Regions from separate parts of the Homo sapiens genome. Here regions 1 and 3 are each linked to region 2. Evidence: chromatin loops called from intact Hi-C (ENCODE). Cell type or tissue: IMR-90. All regions are shown on one strand.

Evidence for each region. A loop is a pair of places that touch in the nucleus more often than their neighbours do. Peaks named below come from ENCODE experiments on the same cell type or tissue, not always from the same donor. Only the 100,000 strongest peaks of a DNase experiment are listed, where the experiment ranks them.
Region 1: it touches region 2 in a loop (4-fold over the local background); 12 of 110 quality-filtered maps call a loop at or near these places.
Region 3: it touches region 2 in a loop (8-fold over the local background); 13 of 110 quality-filtered maps call a loop at or near these places.

Annotation. Positions count from the first base shown.
Region 1 is chr5:59,385,639-59,393,638 of GRCh38, reverse strand. The region is part of intron 1 of PDE4D (phosphodiesterase 4D); the gene reads left to right. Among named protein-coding and RNA genes, the nearest start is that of MIR582, 310 kb to the left of the region's middle. In IMR-90, a CTCF peak has its summit at 3,388 (motif pointing left); no DNase peak of the experiment used is centred here; H3K27me3 peaks cover 161 bases.
Region 2 is chr5:59,720,115-59,728,114 of GRCh38, reverse strand. All of the region lies in intron 1 of PDE4D (phosphodiesterase 4D), which reads left to right. Among named protein-coding and RNA genes, the nearest start is that of MIR582, 20 kb to the right of the region's middle. In IMR-90, a CTCF peak has its summit at 3,403 (motif pointing left); no DNase peak of the experiment used is centred here; H3K27ac peaks cover 229 bases.
Region 3 is chr5:59,503,156-59,511,155 of GRCh38, reverse strand. All of the region lies in intron 1 of PDE4D (phosphodiesterase 4D), which reads left to right. Among named protein-coding and RNA genes, the nearest start is that of MIR582, 200 kb to the left of the region's middle. In IMR-90, a CTCF peak has its summit at 4,669 (motif pointing left); no DNase peak of the experiment used is centred here.

The DNA of each region.
Region 1 (8,000 bases), 330 kb after region 2:
AAGTCAGTGAAGAAAAAAGAGGAACGTCCCTAAATATTGGTGTTGTCATTTATAATGTAAGACTTCACTAGAATGAGATTATCTCAGGTGTGAATGGAGAAAGGTAGGATGCATGCAGTGTGGAAGCAGCCAGATTCAACACACTAAAATCATTAACACATATGTTTGTGTAGTTGTGTGTAATTTTGAGGGGGAGAAGAGGAATTTTGCCTTTAATTCTCACTCCAACCACTTGACCAATAATTGGGAATCATCTCTTTTATCCCCTATTTTTGCCCCTTGTTCTATATGTTATTTTTTTGAGATGTTCTTTATCATAAAGTGCCTTTACGTAGGCAGTATATAAGCAGTATGCAAAATTGAGTCCCCATCTCTGGCATTGATCTCAAAGTCCTTTTTTTGTTGTCAAATACCTTTGAATCTGTGTCTTCAAACTCTGCTTGGGTTCACTCAAATCAGTATATTTCTTTCCATATGTAGGTCTTTTGATTTTTGTCCTAGGTTGACTCTTTCCTGAGTTCCCTTTTACATCAGAAATTAACATTTTCCTAATTATCCAGTCTAGAAATTTTAGTCATCATTACTTTTTCTTTTCATTCATTTTTAATATCCAATCCATCCTCAGGTTCAATTAATCCTTTCTTCAAACTCTACTTCCCCTGTCTTTCATTCTTCAGCTGAGTTCACATCACATAGGTCCTCATCCATTCATGCCAGGACTTCGACAGCAGATACTAACAGGCATCAACCTCCAGACTCGTTAAATTAATCCTACACACTATTTCCAGGTGACTTACTGAAAGTCTTCATTTGATCCTGTCACTCTCCCTTTCAGGACTCTTCCAGCAGGTCACAACTCACATATCTGCAGGAGCCAGGAGCTATTCAAATGGAGAAGGCAGGGGGATCCTGGGCAAGGAGGGTATAGATATATCCTCACCTGCATGCGCAGTGACTTCTGAGCTCCTCACAGTTGTTATCATGTGAAAATATAGGCCAGGGTTGGCAGGCTTTCTGATTTTTCAAGAGAACACAGAAATTAGACTTTTAAAAAGTTGATTCAATAAATATGACAAGGTATATTAGGGTTCTCTGGAAGAACAGAATTAATGGAATATATATATATATATATATAGACACACACACATATATATAAAGGGTAGTTTATTAAGTATTAACTCACGTAATCACAACGTTCCACAATAGGCCATCTGTAGGCTGAGAAGCAAGGAGAGCCAGTCCAAGTTCCAAAACTGAAGAACTTGGAGTCCAATATTTCAGAGAAGGAAGCATCCAGCATGGGAGAAAGATGTAGGCTGGGAGGCTAGGCCAGTCTTTCTTTTCACATGTTTCTGCCTGCTTATATTCTAGCAGCGCTGGCAGCTAATTAGATTGTGCCCACCCAGATTAAGAGTGGGTCTGCACACTGACTCAAATGTTAATCTTCTTTGGCAACACCCTCACAGACACACCCAGGATCAATACTTTGTATCCTTCCATCCACTCAAGTTCACACTCAGGATTATCACAGAAGGCATACTATGTTCTGAGCTTTCTTCTCTGTACTGTAAAAAAAAATACAGCAGTGAATGAAACAGACAAAAATTCTACCCTTGTGGAGTTTATATTCCAGCTGGGAGTGAAAGATGAAAATAATTTATATATTATATATATATGTAATATATAGAAATATATATTTATTTATATATCTATATTTAAAAATATGTATGGGGAAGATTTTGTGATAAATACCATGAAGAAAAGTGTATTAGAGAAGAGGTTAACGAATGTGTGTGTGGTGGGTGGTGGAATTTTAAGTGGTGTTAGGAAAGACCTCATTCAGAAGGTAGCATGTGAGCAAACATGAAGGAGGTACAAAAAGTCCTCCTGCCATCATGGAGGGACAGTAAGAAGGTCCTGGTGGCTGGAGTGAAGTAGCAAAGTGGAGAATAAGGGAAAAAGTTGGAGATGAAACAGAAGGGGACTCAGAGCTCTATTCATCTTACTAGTGGCTTTGCCTTATTAAACAAAGACCTTTAAACAGATGTTAACAAGATCCCTCTGACTCCTAATTTGGAGATGACTTTAGGGGAATAAGGGAAGAAAGAGAGATCAGTGAGAAGCAGAATTCTTTTTTTCAGGGTCTTTCTCATTGTTGTTCTCACTACCATCATCCTTTGGACAGACAGGTACTCTTTTTAAGTCAATTTGATCTAAATGTGGGTTTTAAAAAAATCCTTTTCTTTGTTTAACAGCTGAGACAAAGCAGGAATTTTAAAGCAACACTTTACTGACAAACTATGTAGAATCAAAGTAACATGAAACTAGATAATTTGTTCTATCATAGGAGATATCTTATTCAAATGAAGTCCCCTAGGAGAAACTCTTCTTCTGACTCCCTCTTCACACTGGACAGCAGAGGCCATCTTTAACTTTCCCACAAGAGAGGGCTCCACAAGACATAGTCATTACTCAAGAGATTGAGAATCAAGACAGAGAAGTTTAGTCTCCTCCTATGCTTACTTAAGGCTCACCTCCTTAACTCTGATTTCCTCTCTGGGAAATCTCTATTCCTCTGGTGACTGTATACTGGGATTTAGTACAACATTTAGGGAAGTGCAACCTACTCAAAATATCCAAATATAGCACCATAATTCTAACACTCTAATAAGAGGCACATCCACGTATTTTCAAGGGTGGGGAAAGATCATTAAATAACAGTATGAGTTATATTATGTTCTCAGTAAATATTAGTTACCTTTTCTTCCTCTTGGAGTGACTTTTACCACCCTCTGTAACTCATCTAGCCTTATCTAATGGGAGGCCATTTTATTTTGGGATGGCATGACTACATAATTTCAAGCTATTTCTTATGTTATTTGCCGCCTCTTAAATATCTTCCCCTTACCTCCTTCTCATACAAACCTTAAAGTTCTTCATAAGTCACAACAACTTATAAGGTCTTTTACCTAACTGAACCGATGTCTTCTCTTTGCTGTACATTTACATGTCTATAACAATCATTTTTCATTTAAATATGAAACTCTTGGATATAAAAATATTAACTTGAAAAATAGTAACCCTGATTTGCTCTTTATACTTTAACACCTTTTGTTTCTTTGTTTATAAATCCACTGTGCAAAGCTGTTTATGCAGCAGAAATTTAGTAAACATTCTGTGAATGTCTGAAACATCCATTCATCAATCCACTCACACAAAAACATTAACATATACTTTGTCATGCATTGTTAGATGTTCAAGCATGAAAATCAAACAGTAGTGAAGAATAATTTATTGTAAATATTATTTTTCAGGGAAGAGAACACTTTAGAAATAACTTCTTGAGAAATTGGTTTGGGAAAATAGTATATCCAAAATTAGAGAGCGCCATCTTGTGGGCAAGTGAGTATCTCACACAAATAATAACTATTATAAGTTGCAAAAATAGAATTTCTTCTCTTTTTTTCTTACAATTCAAATCTCCTTTTTACTGTAAATATTTGTATTGATGCATAATAATTATACATATTTAGGAGGTACATGTGATATTTTGATTCATGCATACAATGTGTGATGATCAAATCAGGGTATTTAAGATAACCATCACCTCAAACGATTATTATTTTTTGTGTTGGGAACACTTCAGCTCTTCCAGATATTTTGAAATATACAATAAATTATTGTTAGCTATAGTCACCTTTCTGTGTTATCGAACACTAGAACTTATTTCTTCTATCTAACTATATGCTTGTACCCATTAACTAACCTCTTTTCATCCCACCTCTCTCTTCCCAGCCTCTGGTAACCATCATTCTACTCTCTACCTCCAAGAGATCCACTGTTTTAGCTCCCACATATGAGTGACAACATGCCATATCTGTCTTTCTGTGCCTGGCTCATTTCACTTATTGTAATGACCTCCAGTTCCATCAAGGACACTTAGGTTGATTCCATATCTTGGCTATTGTGAATAGTGCTGCAATAAACATGGGGGTGCAGGTGTACTTTTAATATACTGATTTCCTTTCCTTTGAATAAATTCCTAGTGGTGGGATTGCTGGATCATATGATAGTTTTATTTTTAGTTTTTTGAGAAACTTCCATACTGTTTTCTATTATGGCTGTACTAATATACATTCCCATCGTCAGTGTATAGGAGTTCTCTTTTCCCAGCACCCTTCCCAGCATCAAATAAAATCTTTTAAAGAGGCTCTGTCTGTCCTAGCTGAAGAACTGAAAATATATATTAAAATTTTATATAATTAATGATATTTTAAACAATCCTTAGAAACTAATTGTAATATTTACAATTTACTTTTAAATTTCTTGAATAGCTAAAAATGAAGGCTCAGCAAAGAAATTACTAAATATCATAAACATGACATACTTTTCATAAGAAAGCTTATAAAACTGTTAATGAAAAAGGAGACAGAATTCTTAGAGATTATCTCTTTAAGGGGTCTATCACTTTTTGGGTATCTCAGGGTGCTTTGAAAATTTGACTAGATCAAATCTCTCTTGAAAAATGTAAATGTACACACAATTTTTCATATAGTTTCAGGGGCTTCACCAACTCCCCTGCGGTTGACTCATGAACCCATTCATGAACTTCATATTTTAAATACTTACATTTTACATAATATACAATTAAAGTCTAGAAGGTTTGGGGGTAAAAGCTAAAATTTGATTCCATTATCTCTTCATCCCCAAAACCTCATGCTCACACAATTTTATAAGATTGATATAGATAGATCAAATCATGATGAAATATATTTGCTACATCGTTTGAGTTCCTAAGCTAAATCTTAAAACTTATAGTTTCTAGGCTATTAATGTTCCTTACATCAACAAAAATAAATATTTAATATTAGGTTCATGTCATTCATGGTATATCTGTCACAAATACCCTTGATGTCCATTCTATCCAAAATAAAAGATGTTATTATGGATTTCCTTCTTTTTCAGGGCTGGGTAGAATTCTAGTGTGTGAGTGTGTGTGTGTGTGTGTGTGTACCACATTTTCTTTATCCATTCATTGTTGATGAACACTTAGGTTGATTCTGTATCTTTGCTATTGTAAATAATGCTATAATGAACATGGGAGTGCAAATATCTTTTTGACACACTGATTTCACTTCCTTTGGATATATACCTAGTAGTGAAACTGCTGGATAATATGGTAGTACTATTTTTAGCTTTTAAAGAACCTCGATGCTGTTTTCCATAATGGCTATGTGAATATACATTCCCACCAACAGTGTAAACATCTTCCCTTTTCTCCACATCCTTGCCATCTTTCATCTTTTTTGTACTAACAGGTATGAGTTGATATCTCATTGTGGTTTTAGTTTGCATTTCCTTGATTATTAAGTGATGTTGAACATTTTTTTCATATACCTGTTGGCCATTGGTATGGCTTCTTTTGAGAAACATCTGTTTAGATCCTTTTCTTGTTTTTTAATCAAGTTATTTGTTTTCATACTATTGACCTTTTTGAGTTCCTTATATATTTTGGAAATCCTGTCATTTGGGATCACATGGATGAATCTGGATGACGTTATGTTAAGTGAAATAAGTCAGGCACAGAATGACAACCACCACATGATCTCATTTAAATGTGAAAGCTAAAAATGTCAAACTCATAGAAACAGAATAAAATGGTTGTTAACCAGGGCTGATGGGTGGGGGCTGAAGACTGGGGCAATGTTAGTCAAAGGACACAAAATTTCAGTTAAACAGGAGGAATAAGTTCCAGAGATCTATTGTACCTCAGGGTGACTATAGTTAACAACAATACATTGCATACTTGAAAATAGCTAAAAGAGTAGATTTTTAGTGATCTTGCCACAAAAAAAGATAAGTTTGTGAGGTAATGTATATATTAATTAGCTTGATTTAGCCACTTCACAATGTATACATCTATGTAAATAAAATGTTTTACATCATAAATATATACATTCTTATTTGTCAATTTTTAAATATATATATACCTTTTAGAATTACAGCTTAGCCTTGGGTTAATGAAGTCATGACAGTACGAGGTTTATAAAACTGAACAAAGAATCCTAACCATACGCCACCCTAACTATGGAAATACAATGGAACTATTAGTTTTCTGTTTCCTCTTTCTTTCTCATTGAGAAATCATGTCCCTTCATAAAATCCATTTCTCTGTGTCAGATCATTGGAGCTCTTTTTTTCTCCATTATTATTTATAATAGTTAGTCTTATTCATCTCTTGCTAGTATGAACCTTAGTAACCTAGGTTAGTATTTCCCAAAGTAGGTTTTGTGGAATGCTAATATCAACAGGTACTACCTGCAAAATGGTTGCATGGTCAAATAAGCTGAGCTTCATAAAATTAAACTGATATATTACTGGAAGCTAAATAAATATTGTAAATATCCAGGAAGGAGATACATAGGCAAAATATTCCAAACTTTATTAAATAGTTAACTTTTTGTTTGCTTACAGAGTAATGGGGTTGGGTGCTCCACAGAGAACATTATGGCACATGCTGAACTAGAGATAAAAAAGATAGATTTAAAAATATATGCAGATTGCTTGGACAAATTTCAGCAGGATAGTGAGAAATTGATTTCTAGTGTAGAATATTCTGGGAAATGAGATTTTTTTACATTACGTGATCCTAATTCAAATATTATGATTAATTTTAAGTAAGCAGGCAATTTGATGTAATGGAGAAAGCACTCACCTGAAACAGAGTTAACATGTTTTATTCCTTGGTACAGTCATGCTGGTTTTTAAGTGTTTAGCAATTCATTTTACCTCTCCAGCTAAGGTAAAGGAATTCTTGTAGGAGTAATAGAAGCCCTGTGATTAGTATAAAACTTAGATTAAGATGCTTTGTGCAGCAATTCCCATGGCATATTTCTTTTTGTCTTTTCTCTTTCTCTTTCTTTCCCTCCCTCCCTCCCTCCCTCCCTTCCTCCTGCGCTGCCCTGCCCTTCTTTTCTTTTTCTTTCTTTCTTTCTTGACAAGGTCCTGCTTTGTGCCCCAGGCTGGAGTACCTGGGCTCAAGCTATCCTCCCACCTCAGCCTCCCAGAAATCCTGGGATTGCAGACATGAGCCACCATGCCCAGGCCCAAGTCATATTCTAAAACATGGCTTACTCTGATATTAACTGCCGTCTACAGGGGAATGGTCTAATTACTCTGCAAATGCTCTCCACCTTCTAGAATAGTCACATTCCAATTAGTATATTTAAAGCTCTTAGAAGTCACGTAATAAAAAGAAATATTTTCTTTAAGATTTTGAAGCCATATTTACAAATTATTTGACTCTCTAGTCTTTTTCTTGTTTTTATTATTCAACTGGACTCTTAACATCTCAAAAACTAGTATTCAATGTAACAGTTTGGAAAATGTTCTTATACCTTTTCTACTTTTAATAGATAAAATTGTTTTTAATTCATGCCAACAGAGATGAACCAACAATCTAAAAGAATGGACTCCTAATCAATTGTAGTGAATGGACCATATGTTCATATTATCTGTAATTAAATGGAGGAATTTAAAAGGAAAGGTGTGAGAATGGAAGAGAAGGCTGCCTCCCCACATCCTATCCAAGGCTCCTGTTTCTACCCGCACACCCTACCACAGAAATACCCAAGATTTATTTTCTAGAGAAATGTTCTCAGAAAGGGTCAGGACTCTGAGAGAGAAGATGTAGCACCCTGCAGGGATGAGGTGTGGGGCTGAAACAAGGAATGAAGGGAATGTCTGTGGTGCAGATCTGGTTCCCTGAGATACTCCGAGATAGATAGAGATTGGGATGCAGGGTGTTTGTGGGGAAATGTTCTCAGTGTGAGCACCACAGGAAGAAGAGTAGGAACAGGGTTAAAGGCTCAATGGAGGCCTCTTCTGGTTCAGTTGGGGTTTCTAAAACTTAGAGGAAGGGGTTAGGACTCTATACTATCTCCTTCCCGTTTATCAAATAGCCATTGTCTGCAGACTGCTCTGTATAAATGGGTATAATC
Region 2 (8,000 bases):
TATGTTTACTGACTACAAATTAAGTAAAATAAGACCTACAAAACTGGGTGCTACTGTATGATAACACAACAGTTACTACAGATGCTATTATTATTAGGTCACGTGTGTGAAGAGAAAGTAAAAAGAAGACAAGATGCAAAGATAAAGAAGGCAAAATGCAAAGATCCTATTTCAATGAAGCCAATAGTAGTCTTTCAAGTTGCTGTTCCTTCTTATTTCTCTTCCTTCCAATAATAATAATTCCTATTGTCTACCAAGTATTGAGAGCCTGTCATAGGTCAGACACATGGCATGCATTGAGAGAAAGAGAATTCAAATTATTCTCTTGAACTTTTGAGCAACTCTATCAATGGGTCTTATTTGGTTCCATGTTACTGCTGAGTAAAAGAACATGCTCACAGAGGGTAAGAAACCTGCCCACCAGCACCTTACCAGTAGACATTAGAGTCAGGACTTTAAACAGGCTTTTGGACTCCAGAAACCATGCTCTGCCTACTCAAATTTAGTAGCTGTTCTGAGGATCTCATTCTCACTTATTTCCCCTTTTTTATTTGTTTGTTTATGTTCTAACCACTGATTTGAAACAAATTCTCAGACCAGAAATTTTTACTCCTGTGGAAAGAGTAATTGGATGTTCTCATTACAATATTTTTTTCTTCATGAATGTAATCAAACATCAGCTGGAAGCTTGCTTTTAATGCGTGGATAAACCAGCCCACACATTTTATTTTCCCTGAGGCGTATTGCTGGGAAAATCTATTTCTGATTTTAAGAAATCAACATATGCTGAACCAACTGTCTATTTTCATTTAAATTGACAGGAGCTGAGACTCAAAAATTATGTTGTATTTTCCACTTCTAACATTGTTGATAGAAAAGTTGAGGTAAACACTTTATTCTGCCTTAGATGCCTGCTAAATTAGTCTCTCTAAGTAAAAATGTCAGGAGGCTATTGTTGGATTAATTTAGGTGGAGTTGATACAGTTTTAGGGAAGAACCGTTCTACAGTATGAGAACAACTTTTAATATTATGTTAGTTATAATCTGGAGCATTTATCATACCTTATTATATATCGTATGTTTTGACTTTCTCCTCTATTGGGCTGTGGGCTCAATTAAGATAAGAATGTATCTCCCTTATCTTTGTATATCGGTGCTTAGTGCATTGCCTGGCACATAGCAGGCGCTCAACTCTGTTGAATTAAATGATCAATGAGTTAAACTAGATGGCTATATAGTTGATCTTCTATATAGTTGATCTTCTATATTCAAAATATAGTTTACATATATGTATGCAAGTGTATATGTGTGTTTATGAATAAGAAGAACTATATCTTCATACTGTTGAAAAGTTATATTGTTTCTCATACAGATTTTATTCCTTTAGCTAAAGTTGTATCAATATTAAATTTATAACTAAAACGATATTACGTTGGCACATGAGGGTTTTAGTCAGCTCCAGCTGCTACAACAAAATACTATAATCTGGATAACTTACACAACAACAGATTAATTTTCTCACAATTCTGGAGGCTGAAAGTTCTGAAATTAGGGTGCCAGCATGTTTAGGTTCTATTGGGGGCCCTCTTCCTGGCTTGCAGTCAGTGCCTTCTGACATGGTGGAGAAAGAGCAAGCTCTCTGGTGTCTTTTCTTATAAGAGCACCAATCCCATCATTGCAGGCCCCACCCTCATGATCTCATCACCTCCCAAAAGACCCATCTCCGAATACTATTACATAAAGGGTTAGGGCTTCCACAAGTGAATTTTGAAGGGGACATAATTCAGTGCATAGCAATGAGTATCTTGTAGGCTTATGACCATATAATTTGAAGCTATGATTTATGTAGAAGTTGGACAAAAATGTTTCACATAATTAGTTATGTTCACATGATCTAATGCCTGAAACTCATTTTTAAATATGCCTGAAACTCATTTGTTAAAATTATAGTGTTGGGAAAAGAAGCATTTAATATTTGTTAGCATTGAACTTAAAAAAAATTAAACACATTGACTTTAGAGAAATGTATATGTTGAAGAGTAGGTGTGGATGAAATGAAAGAAGAGAGCTAACCCTTCTCAGTGCCAGACACAGTGGTGTGGGCATTAATAATTCAACCCTCATAGCAGTCCTTAGGGTGGTCTTAACCATTTCATGGGGAAATTGAGACTCAGAAGTTTACTAATTTGGCCAAAGTCACATAATTGTTTAGAGACTGATTCAAATCAATGTCTTCTTTATTCCAATCAATCTTTTAGGGACCTTATCTGTTATTTATATGAAAAAAAACAACTAACTTTAATGTTTATGGAGTTTGTTTAATTAAATAAAGCCCTTAGGATTTCAAATTGTTTCCTAAGTCCAAGAGATCCCAATGAGAAGGAACACAAAGTAATTTTTAATGATTTAAAGTAAATGCTTTAGACTGAAATGGTAGCTTCTTTTTAAATAACATTTCAAATTAGGTTTACTATTAACATTTACAAAGAACCAGGGCTATAAATCAACTTTATATGCAGTGCATTCCATTGATCTTAATAGTTGTATTTGCAAGCTGAGTAGAAGAGATTTACAGTTCTCTCTCAAGGGATAGATCTCCTTTTTTGGGCAATGAATATACTCCTTCAGAAAGTCCTCTTGCTCTTTTACGTACTCTTTTTTGCTTGGTATTTCAAAGGCTTTTTGTTATACTTTAAAAATATTCAACAAAAAGTCACTGAATATCTACAATGTGTTTATATCTTGGGTGTAATGCCTAGGTTAATAAGATGCATAGAAATATGGACCCAGTGCTACAGGCCCAGCAGTGAGCAAAACTCAGGGAAACAAGTGACACTAAACAGTGTGGAGAATGCAAAGGCTAAAGGCTATATGAGTCCTGGCATGAGCACGGAGGTATGGGCTGAGCAGCGCTGCCTGAGGAGGTGATGTACAAGTGGGTATTTATCCCCCCCGGGCAAACCAGAAGGAAAGGTAAAGCCAAGGAACAAAGTAGACAATGGAGATGGTGGGGAATGGAGGGAGAAGAGGAAAGAATCTTGGAGAGATAGTCAGTCTTAAGGTCCAATTAAACTATTTCATGGCAGCCATTATTATCCTGAATTTTATGGATGAAGAAGTGAGGTTCAAAAATATTACATAACTTGCCCTGTGTGACAAAATAAATGAAAAGCAGAGCCAGGTTCAATGAAAGTATGTTTGACTTAGGTTTTAAAATTCTAGTCATAAATGGCAATTTAATGTTGTTATATATTTGTATTGGGCTTCAGCAAAAACAAAAATAAAACCTCAAGTACACAAAAGCTCTAGTAATAGAGCCATGTTTGTGCAGTTATTTCCAGCAATCCTTGGAACCTCCAAAATTCTCCTCAGCCTGACATTATATGCCCTATGTGTCATTTCATTATGTCACCACCTGGTGGTGCACTCACACCCACTTTGGGAGAAAGGGGGTTAGAGAAGGGAGGACATCTGTGGACAAGCCAATAAAAGCATTTACTGGCATCGTGACTTCATAATTTACACTTTTATTTATGCATAATTAAGTATAAATAAACAAAAACATGTATTTTCTAACTGCTACCTGTTCTGTTTCCAGTCTTGCTTGAAAATCATCTTTCTCAAAAAACTACCTATCATGTGCTATGCCCATTACCTGGGTGACAAAATGATCTGTACACCCCTACAAAATGCAACTTAGTCATGTAATAAAGCTGCTTATGTTCCCTCTAAACCTAAAATAAAGGTTGGAAAGGAAAAAATAAATAAGATAAAAATTATCTTTCTCTATCAGAGTAATTTGACATCTTGAGGAAGTGATCCTGGGACTTCATATTCTTTAGGATTCAGGTGTCCAGATAATCCCAGAAGTAGCCAGCAATTTGGCCATTTGGGGTGTAGAAACCTTCATACCTAGGTTATTGTAATACCTCAGGCTATTCTCTCCAGGTTTCCAGTGATTAATTAGCTGTGAACCTCAACCAACACCTGACTCTAGAAGAGTCTTCAAATAGGTCCTAGAAGGACCAAGTAAAATCACCATCCCTCAATCCCTCAATTTTTCCTTTTTCCAAGTCAAGAATAAAAGAAGTCTGGGAAACATTGCCAGGTCAGCTTCTTTTTAAGCTCATGATTTTCTGCTACCTGAGGGAAGGAGAGAAGGAAAAAGAAAAGAAAAGAAAACCTCAATGAATGCTCCATAACCTGGATTTTAATCTCTCTTTCCCTTTTTGGGATAAAATTGTTTAATGTAATTAACTACAAGGAGAAAAGTTAACCAGTGGCTTCTGCTTTTGCTGAAAGCACTTTTTCAAACCCAGCTGTCATGTCAAATGCATTCAATATTAGTTTGGACAACTCCTTACGTGGGTCTCAGAATGCATCTCTAAAGAAAGTGTTTAAATATTTTTTAATGTGAAAACCCATATGGGTATTTTGGTGATAGGATTTCTTCTATGATTCAGGAATAAAGTATAATGCCCAAATAGGCCCTTGCCATTCCTATCAGGGACATTGCATCCATAATCCATTTTCCATATCCGTTTGTATGTAAATGAAAAGTCTCACACATCACAACTTCTGTTTTTCTCATTGTAGGATCGCCTCATCTGTATTTATCCACATTAGTAAAAATTATCCAAATCCCAGAAATATAACAATAGTCCGTATTTCTTGAGCATTTACTCTGTTCTAGGCTCTGTGTTAAATGCTTTGCATGTAATGTCTCATTTAGTTTTACCACATTCTATGAGGTATTTACTCTCCTTTTCTTATATGGGTAAGAAAACATGTTGAGTTATTCAGGTAATTTGCCTATATTCACATACTGGTCATGAGAAAACTAGAGGACCCAGGAGATTGAAGCCCATATTTCATCATTTGACTGTCCTAGGAAACGCCTTGTATACTTGTTTTTTTAAGGTATTCTGTCACCCAAGAACATTGAAGGTATATGCAGATTCTCTTTTCCTGTTCTATTCCACTAGACCTGAATATGAGGGATGAAAATTGCTTTGGTTTTGATGTGACTTCAGTACCTTCTGTATTTGACACAGAGGTGAGTCACATCCTGATCAGTGTTGAAAGCATTTAGTAAGATTATTAGTTTATAAAGAAGGCTGAACCATGACTATATAATAATGAAGCAATTGTAAAAAAATCAGAAAGCATTCACATTCATTCCTTGAATTTCCAAAAGCATTCAACAACAGAAAAAGGGCAAACACGTTTATTCCATGTATATATACTGAATTCCTACTATGCACCTTCAACAATAAAGGCTTTTGGTATATAGGAGTATACTGAGCCCAGTTAGATTCAAGTGAAATTCCTAGTAATGTCCTGGTATACAAGGAGCTTAAATGTTCAACATATAACATTGTTTCTTATGATAGGTTTCACCTATAAGCCCTCTAAACTGTTTGTAACTCTATAAGAAATAATTAATAAACCCCAACAAGGTCTATTTAATGTCTTGAGACAGATCATTCTACTCACTTTAGATTTCTTATAGATAATAACCAGCACCTAAAACAATTTTTAAAGACATAGGAAATCCAGAATAAATATAACTATCATAGGAACATGGAAAGAATTAAAGAAATGGCAGAAGTTGGGAAAAAAACTACTGGAGGAAAAGGGTGAAAATGTGTGACAATGAAGATTTGCAAAGGTTCTAGAATACTTTAAATTAAGTTAGAATAAACTTTTAGTTGCACTGTGCTTTGACTTTTTATTCAGCCTAAATTGTCCTTTTAAATTCAGGTTGTTCATCTCCAAGGATGAATGTAATTTAACTGAATCTTGTATTAGAGACTTGCACATTTCTCACTCATTAATATGATCAAAAGCATCTTATTTATGTCAAAAGACGAGAAACGAAGGCCATTTTTGGCATTGTCCTAAAGTTGTGCTTTCTTGCCTTATTAGCATTTCATTTCAAGCAATAGATTGAACAGAAATGCTTGTGATTGAATGAAGATTAATTATAGGGTATGGGAATATTCAAACCTTTTTAATTGTTCTGAGTAGTGTCTTCTGCTGTTTTGTTATCCAAAAGGGAGTAAGTATTTGGGGAACAAAGATTGTGACACATCTGGTAATATTCAAGATGCACACCCCCTCACTAGACTGTCAAAAGGCTGGGCTTGTCACAGATGTCGAGGCTGTGATGTATTGTCACTCTTGCTGCACCCATGGATGCGCCTCTCCTGATATGCGACTCCCATTGGGAATGTGAAGACACAGAGGAGATTTTTAATCAAGAGCATAGGTAGGAGTCAATGATGCATAGCTGGCAGATGCAGATTTCAGCCTGGGAATATTTAGAATAATTTGGATTGCTTTATAGTTTATAGTAGCATCTTTTATGCAGGACTCTGACCTAATTATTTCAAAAATTATTGCTACTGATTATAATCTCATTGTTGCTTTCTTTTATCTATTCATTGTTTAAACAGCATTTTTAGGGGGCAGGGTAGGGAGAAGCAGTGTAGCTTGGTAATAAAGGGCATATGATCTGGACCCAGCCTACCTTGGAAAATGATTAAGCCCCAATTTTCCTATATGTAAAATGGAGACAATACTAGCATCTACCTCACAATATTGTTGATTGAATGAAATGAGATAATATAAGTAAATTACTTCCAGTAGTCCCTAGCACATAAGCACTCATTAAATGTTAGCTTTTAAAATTGTATTCCAGATTAACATGCCTAAAAACTAGGGCTACGTACTGAGAATTCATAGAACCAATTTTACTTTGTGTCTGTGTTCTTATGCCTGCATCAGGCATTACGAAGAATACAGAGAGACAAACTTTCTATTCCTCAGGGTTGACAATAGAAGAGAAATAATAATACACAGGAAATAAGTAAAAGTATAATTCAAACTCCAAGTTTAATGATGTATAAAATGAAGAGGTCAGTTTGGGCTATAACAATCAGATAAGATTCACTAGGTGCTAAACTCGATCTAAACTGAGAAAAATAGACAAGACTTATAAATATTAGTTTAAAACATAAATCTGAAAGTGTTACTCCCCTATATTTTAGTAAGACTTCTCTGTGGCCCTTGCTCCTATAACAGTTTCTTTAAGGTTAAAACTGCTGGGTTTCTGAGCTCTTCTCCATCCTACTAAATGAGAACCTCTAATACAAGAGGACAGTGCTTGGAAATCTACATTTGTATAGAACCCAAGTGATTCTTATCAAGCAAATAATGGAAATTCTATCTTAGAGAAGTCTAAACATACTAAGGCCCTTGTTTAGACTCTATGTAATTTCATTTTCAGCCACTCTGGGCCTTGACCCCTGAGAACCAGCAAAAGAGAACTTTCTTCAGCACTTGGCTTAGCCCTCCCCTCTTTTGTGAAGGAGTTTCCCTTCACTGGTCAGTGTTCCTTGTCTTTAATGATGGTCTTGAACACCACTATGTTGTTGTACTTAAAACACAGAGTTGTAACTGTTTACAGGTTTATATCCATTAAACCACTTGATCTTGTGTTTCATGCTCTCTTATTCTCACCTTAGCATTTAGTTACCACTCACTAAATCAGTTGATCTTGAAACTTTAGAAATCTTACCCTTACCTGAGGGGTCCTTGTTTACAAAGCAGATTTCTAGATGCTCTTGCTCAGGTACTCTTATTCTGTAGTTGAAATGGGCATTTTAGGGCCAGACACTTTGGCTCATACCTATAATACCAACACTTTGGGAAGCTAAGGCAGGAAGATCACTTGAGTCCAGGAGTTCAAGACAGGCCTGGGCAGCATAGCAAGACCCTCTCTCTACATAATTAGCCTGGCATGATAGCACATACCTGGCTACTCAGGAGACTGAGGTGGGAGGATTGCTTGAACCCAGCATTTTAAGGCTGCAGCGGGCCACAATCATGCCACTGCACTCCAGCCTGGGCAACAGAGCAAGATCCCATCTCTTAAAAAAAGTGAGCATTTTAACAAGTGTGTAAATAGTCTACCATTCTCTTAAAACACACACAAA
Region 3 (8,000 bases), 220 kb after region 2:
TCTTTTAAATTAAACTGCTTTTATTTTACTAAAATAATCTTTAAGAACTGGGATTACTAGGTCAAATTCTACAATCATATTTGTGTCCCCTGTCATTTTGTAACCAAAAAGATGCTATTTGAGTAAGACCTGCTTGATAACTTACTTATTAATCTTATTTTATTTTGTCTTGCATCACAAATGAGTCAAATTCTATTTTTCTCTAATTAAATCTTACGATCACCGGTACTTGGATTTAAGTTTTACAGTGAAACAGAAAGAATTTTAAAAAACGGTTTAAGTAGGAGAAATTATATTTTCAGATCTCCTTGCCTATCTGCTGGAATCACTAGTGCCACCACTTTTCACTGGTGCTCCTTTTGCTTCACTTAACTAAAGAGTTTTCACTCAGACCCTTATGATTTCTCCAAGATGCATTACATTTTCCTGCTGTTTCCATATACCTGGGAAATAGTTCTTTCATTTACATCTTCTGTCTCTATATTTTTCCAGGTAAGTCATGCCTCCTTTAAATTTTTACTATTTTTTATCTATGTCTGTCTATCTCTACTAAGATGTTCTCTACCTTTGTTTCTGTCTACCTAACTAGCTAGCTACCTACCTACCTATCTGGAACTCTACCTCTGTCTCTTATACTATGCCCATTCTTCTCTTTTCTCTTTAAAATTTTTTTGTTGCTGTTTTCTCTTTTCCTCTATTTCTGTATCTCGTTTGTGTCAAATTGCCAGACTACTTAATTAGTATATTCATGTTTGTTTTTGAATTTCTATTACTGTATTTTCTCTTATTAGTATTTGTTTTTATAATTATTATTTTCCTTTACTTTTTTGTGTTTATTTTCCTATTTTTTCTAAGTAAGTTGCTTTGTGCATTGAGTTTTAGCCTTTATTTCTAATACAGTGATTTAATTCTATTGCTTTAGTGACAATCCCATATATTTGATGCATAATATATTTATTATTAAGTTTTAAGTATTTTATAAATCCCTTTGATTTCTTCTCTCACTCAAGTGTTATTTAGAAGTACTTTTTAAATGTTTTCCAAAGGAATGAGTTTTTAAATAAATACATTGTTATTAATTTCTAATTTTGTTCATCTTTAACAGAAGAGATATTTGTATAGTACCTATTCTTTGACATTGTTGAAACTAAACTGAAAATATTAGTTAATTCATGAACACTGGATTAATTATAATTATAATATTCAAAAAATATAATTATATTCAAAAGTATAATTATATATAAGTTTATATAATTTATAAAGTTTATAATATAAACCTATATTTTATATATTTATAACTTAATATAAAATTATAAAGTTTATAATATAATTATAATATTCAAAAATATTAATTTAGGCTTCCTATTTATCCTGCTTTCTAATGTTTGTTTTCTTTTCACGTCTTTTCTGGCATTATTTTAGATCAAAGTGATTTCCTCCCTTTTCTCATTGTATTTTTCCTTCTAGTTTGTAAGTTTTAAACTCTAATTCTATTATTTTAATAATAACCCTAAAAAATTTTCCAAATATGTAACTTAAGGCTGAAGTTAAATAATATCTTTACCCTTTTACTGTCCTCCTGAGAAAATACAAAAGAATAGATTTTTGTTCTCTTCATATTTGTATTACATTGTAGACATTATCATTATTATTATAGTTGTAGTAAGTCATCTTTGGTGAACATTTTCTAACACATTTTCCATTTTCTTTGCTCAGCATTTTTTTTTTTTTTGCATCTGAGACCATCCTTTTTATTTAAAAATGTCTTTTAGAAGTTTCTCTAGTGACTCTCCAATAGTAGGGAATTCTCTTCATGTGTGGTTTTCTTACTATCTTATTTTGTGCTTAGACTTGGAAGGTAGTTTTGTTGTGTATGCATTACTGGGTTGACAACTACTTCTCTTCACCTCTTTAAATACGATACTACCTTGTCTTTTGAGAAATCACTTTTCAGTCTGACCAGTGTTACTTTTTTCTTTTTGGGTGCTTTGAAATTCTTATTTTTATCTTTGTTGTTGTGCAATTTCACTCTAATGAATCCAGAAGTTGAGTTTTTCAAAAGTTTACTTAAAATGTATTGGTATTCCTAAATATGAGTGTTGGTGTCTTTTATTTATTTTGGAAAATTCTTAGCTATTATTGTTTCAAATATTGCCTCGTTGCCATTCCTTTTAATCTATCCCAACCCTAGTAAGACTTATGTTGGCCCCACTCTGTCATTCACCTATCTTAACCTTGCTTTCATATTTTCCACTTCTTTTTCTACTGCATTCTGAATGTTTCATTCATATATGTTTTCTGGCTCACTAATTCAACCTTCAGTAGAGTCTAATTTGTTGTTTCACCTGTTTGTTGAGTTTCTAATTTCAGTTATTAGACATTCAATTTTAGAAGTTCTATTGGTCTTTATTCTAAATATGTGTGTTGATTTTTATTGTCTTTTGCTCATTTACTAAATTTTTTATCATTTCTTTAAACAGCTTAAATATTTTTTTTTATTTTAGTTCCTTGATAGTTCCAATATCTGTAATCTTGTTGGTCTACCTGTGCAGTTTATTCCACTGATTGTCTCTCAGGCAAGTTTATTTTTTTTATGCATTTTCTATATTTTTTTACATATGTGAGCTCATACTCTTTAGTATTTTATCTCTGGAAATTATCTGTGTTGAAAGTGTATTTTTCGAAAGAGGATTTGCTTATAATTTAAGTAACTGCATGTCTGCTAACTATAGATTTACTTTAAATGAAATGTTCAACTTTTGGGCCACGCAAATATCCAATGCCATATTACATATCGCAAGTATACACTTGTGATTAGAAATTTTTGAAAGAAATATTTGTTTTAAATATGCTGCCTGAAACCAAGACAAGTCTTGTTCTGCATGAAAGATTGTAGCATGCCTAGTTATAGGTATTGACTTTTGGGTATAAGACTTTCTGTGAAGTCTGAATGTGAGTTCTTTCTCTGTTTAGGCCCCTTGTTTAGATTCTTGCCCTGGAACCCAAAGAATTGGTAAATGCCTTCAGGAAAAAAACAAAAAAACAAACAAAGCAAAAAACAATTCTAGTACTTAGTTATCCCTGTGGGACCAAGCTTTCTTAATTTCAAGCCTCAAAAACTTTTAATTTAATGATTTAAAGCAATCATCCAGTATAATTTTAGAGCAAATTTTGTTGAATTATACCATAAGAGGAAAAAGCACACAAACCTAAATGTAAAATGTGGTAAATTTCCATGAAGATAACATACCCATGTAAGCAGCAATTAGATTAATAGGCAGTATATTGCTAAGCTGTAGAAGCCCCCATTTGTGTACCTTTCAGATTCTGCCCCCACCCCAGAGTAACTACTATTGTGATTTCTAAGATAATATTCATATTATTTACCAAAGAGAGTGTGTTCTTTGTTCTCTAGCTTCTTTTCCTCAACACTGTATTTGGAAAAGTTATCTTTCTTTTTTCTTTTCTTTTCTTTTTTTTTTTTTTTTTTTGAGACAGGGTATTGCTCTGTCACCCAGGCTGTAGTACAGTACCATAGTCATAACTCATTGCAGCCTCAAACTCCTGGGCTCAAGCAGTCCTCCTGCCTCAGCCTCCCAAGTAGCTAGGACTACAGACATATGACACCACACCTGGCTAATTTTATTTTATTTTTTTGTATAGACTGGGTCTCGCTTTGTTGCCCAGGCTAGACTCAAACTCCTGGGCCTAAAGGAACATTTGTCTTTATATATGTAGTTGTAGTTCATTTTCATCTTCATACAAATATGTTATAAATTATTTATTCATTTTATTGTTTTGTTTTGTTTTGTTTTGTTTTGTTTGAGAAAGAGTTCCACTGCTTTGCCCAGGCTGGAGTGCAGTGGCACGAACTCGTCTCACTGCAGCCTCTGCCTCCAGGGTTCAAGCAATTCTCCTGCCTCAGCCTCCTAAGTAGTTGGGTCTACAGGCACCTGCCACTACACACGGCTAATTTTTGTATTTTTAGTAGAGATGGGGTTTTGCCATTTTGGCCGGGCTGGTCACGAACTCCTCATCTCAAATGATCCACCTGCCTCAGTCTGCCAAAGTGCTGGGATTACAGGTGTGAGCCACTGTGCCTGGCCCATTTTATTATTGGTAAATATTTGTTTTATTTTTATTTGAAACTATTACAAATCATGCTGCTATGAACATTACTGTATACATCTTTTTGTATAATGCATATATATTTCTGATGGGTATATAGCCAGAAGTGGAATTGCTTGATTATGAGGCATGCATTTTTTGAAGACTGACAGACAGTTTTCTCAAGTAGCTTCTTCAATTTAGATTCCAACCAATATTCTCTATTTTCTAAGAGCTCCACATTCTTGTCAACACTTCGTATTATCTTTTTCATTTTAACCATTCTAGTTGAGTAATATGTAGTGTTATTTCATTGTAATTTTAATTTTCACTTCACTGATGTCTAGTGATTCTGTGCATTAATTTTTTTTTCTGGACTTTTGAAGTGTTCTGTATGGGAAACTATTCCTCCATTTAGCTAGCTATTTTGCTGGAAATTATTGTATAAAATATCATCTCATAATTTAACAGTATATTCCTTCTTCTCTTCAAATTTTTATTAAAATAATTTTTCAGTACTCTTGAAGTCAACTTTTAATTTGTCCAACCTGTCTTTGAGCTCCCCCTGCTGTTTTCTATTTAAACTATATACCTGTTGATTATGCATAATTTTCTTTAAAATGATGGATTCTTAGCCAATAAGCTATTTTAAGCAGAAGCATTTTTTTTGCCAAAGACTAAGGGTATAAAATAAATTTAAATGCTAACTCAGGATATAAGAATTATTAAAATTAATGCTTGAAAACTAGTATGTTACATATGGGAAATCTGTATACCTTCATAATTTCACTGTGAATCTCACTCCTCTAAAAAATGAAGTCTTGAAAAGTTAGTATTTTAAAATACTTACCTTACTTGTAATGTGAAACCATTTATATTAATTTAGCAAATCAATGTTTCAAATTATTAACAACTAGACAAACTACTGAGCCATATGTTAGGTATATTGTAAGCATGTTGAAGTCAACAACATGACTTCTACACTTTCTACTTTCTCACGGTTCCCAGAATATCTATTTTGACATAATTATTGAAAAAAAATTAAAAGCATTTATTCCATTGTCTTGCTACATCTAAATTCATGGTGTTATGTTTCTTTAGGGCAATGGAGCTGAAATGAATAATGGATACCATGTAGTGTTTTTATATATTTCATCTATGAGCTATGACAGATATCTCCCTACATTCCAGCAGAAAAAAAAATGTGCTTCTTTCCTAAGCTTGCCAGCTATAAAGGCCTATTAGACATTCAGAGATTATCAGGAAGCAAAAAGCTTCATAGTCTTAACAACGTAAATCTGAAGTCTTAGAATGAGTTCATTAGAATATAGACATTGAATATGAGGTAAGTCTGAGTTGAAATTCTATCTCTGACAACTGCTGGATCTGTTTTTGGTTTCCAATAGTAAAATGGCACTAATAATGATATATGCAAAATGTAAAATGCTTAGCACAGTGCTTGGCACATAGTAGATTCTAAGCTGTAGTTTAAACAGCTATTGTGCTATGAATAAGCCATACGTTGACATTTTCCCTCTTGAGAATGTGCTATTTAAGTGTAGAAAACCTGCTTTCCCCTGTCCGTGTGAATTTCCTTAACATTCATCTTGGAAATGATACCACATACCCTTATATTGATGCACTGCAAGAGGCCAATCTAATGTAGGCATAAAAAGAGTAATCTGGTAATCTGCTCTTCTCAGCACCCTCTGCTAATAATGCTGTTTGAACAAATTCTAGAAAGACTGTTGATGCCAGAGCCAACTCAGAATTAGGCAGGTGAATGTTTTCAACTTCTGCTAATAATAACATCAGTTCTGTACTCTCCTCTGGGTTCTTTTTGCTGTATTAAAGCTGCAGTTCCCTTAGGTTAGCTTCTATGCATAACCTGGGAATGCATATTTTAGCTTTTTACTTCCCTCCCAAAGAAAGGAGCAGAAGAGGAGAACCAAATAGCCAAGATCTAGAAGATGAAACTGTTGTATCCATTGTGTGGATTCAGATAAGCCTCCACCCAAAATATGGTTCAAATGTTAAGACTAATGAGCAGCCCTACACTTCTCTCTCTCTCACTTTCACACACACACATACACAAACACACGCGCACGCACACACACACACACACACACACACACACACACACACATATACCCCTACCAAGAAAGTATGAAAGTATGTATTACTTATAAAATTATGAGGTTTTTCTGGGGAGAGCAGAGCAGGCCTCCCAAGAAGGTCTGAAGTAGCTTGAGAGAGCAGGGGGAAAATGACTGGTTTGAGATTTTATGACTTTTAGTGGGTGAGGCCATGCTGAGAGTTTTGTGTGGGTGGACTCTGGTGTGGTTTGAATTTCCCACCATCACCAAAGGAGAGAACACATGGGCTTTCTTAACAGTTTTCCCAAATGTAGGACAGAGGGGAAGAGAGAGGTATAACACTTTAAAGCTATCAGCAATGACACATCAAAAAATGGACATAGATTTTTTATTACAGAAATTAAATTGTATGAGAACAGAAATGAATCCCGGTGCTACACAGCTGATGTTTCCTAGGAATGAGAACTAGGGTAACTTTTTTAAAGCACGTGTTTATATTGATTGGTACATACTAGTTAGCCAAATTTAACTGGGTTGAGATGGTGGACTTTCCTTTTGAACCTCAGTTATGCAAATTGTAAGAATTGTGTTTCCTTCAAATTACTCAAAATAATATTGAATTTCTTACAAATGCAAAATGAATTGTGGCTTAATGTGCATATGTATATAACAGATACTTTGTTCAACTATATTATGAAATACTATAGTATGTAACTTTCTTAAATAAACAGGATGACAAATCAGTGTTAGGATTCAAATGGGCCCTATATTACTCTGTATCTCTCATAGGCCAAGTGTTAATTCTGGTACACATGACATTTAGCACATGCTATTACATTTATTGATTGCATATTTTTATCTGTTATCTTTTGGTTCATTCTACAAGGATTCTTCAAAAGAAATCAAGTAATCCTAGACCCCAATATATAAAAGAAACCAACTCATCCTAGACCCAATATATAAAAGTAAATGACATTTTGTTCTTGTCTTAATAAGTTCACAGTATTTCAGGAAACATGGGAATACAGAATAACAGATAAGAAATATTATAAGACTTCTAGTAGAGAAATATGCTTAAAATCATATGTATGTTCCTTTACACCTAAGAACCTTTAGATATAAATGCATTTTAACTGTTCTGGAGAGTTCCAACTCCAAAATAGCCTTTGTTCATATCAAGAAAGTAAACCACCTTCTATTTCAGGTGGGCTTACTCACCATACCTGGGGCCACATTACTGTCCCAGCTCACTGAAAGGTCATAATCCAGGATGAAACCAAACTTGAAAATTATAGTGAAACACAGTAGAATAATTTAGAAGCATATACTTTGATGTTTTTAGAAAGTAAGGAAATAAAACTTTAATTGAACTTGGAATAAACTCAGTTCTGAGCATTCCATTCTACTCTGCAGTTGTCATTTATAGACAGCTGTGGATCATAATACCTATAGACTAGATATCGTTATCTACTTATTTATATTAATGACAGGATATCCCTGGGCAAACAGCATCACCACTGTACTGTGTATTCTTGGTTGTCATGGGAACCTTTGCTGTGAACCAGCAGTGAGAGCACTTCCATTGAATAAAGCTGCCTCTGGATAGCCATGAGTTGCATGAAGTTATTTTACTAATTTTATTTGCCTTTTACTTGAAAGCATAAGTTTCTGAGGATGTAATTACAGTTTCCCCTATATTTCTACAGAAGTAGTTATAGATGATGGACCTCCTGAACTTTTATCACTTTGCCATACTCTGTAAAATTACCTAAGAGCTCCAGAGCATGAAATTAACAC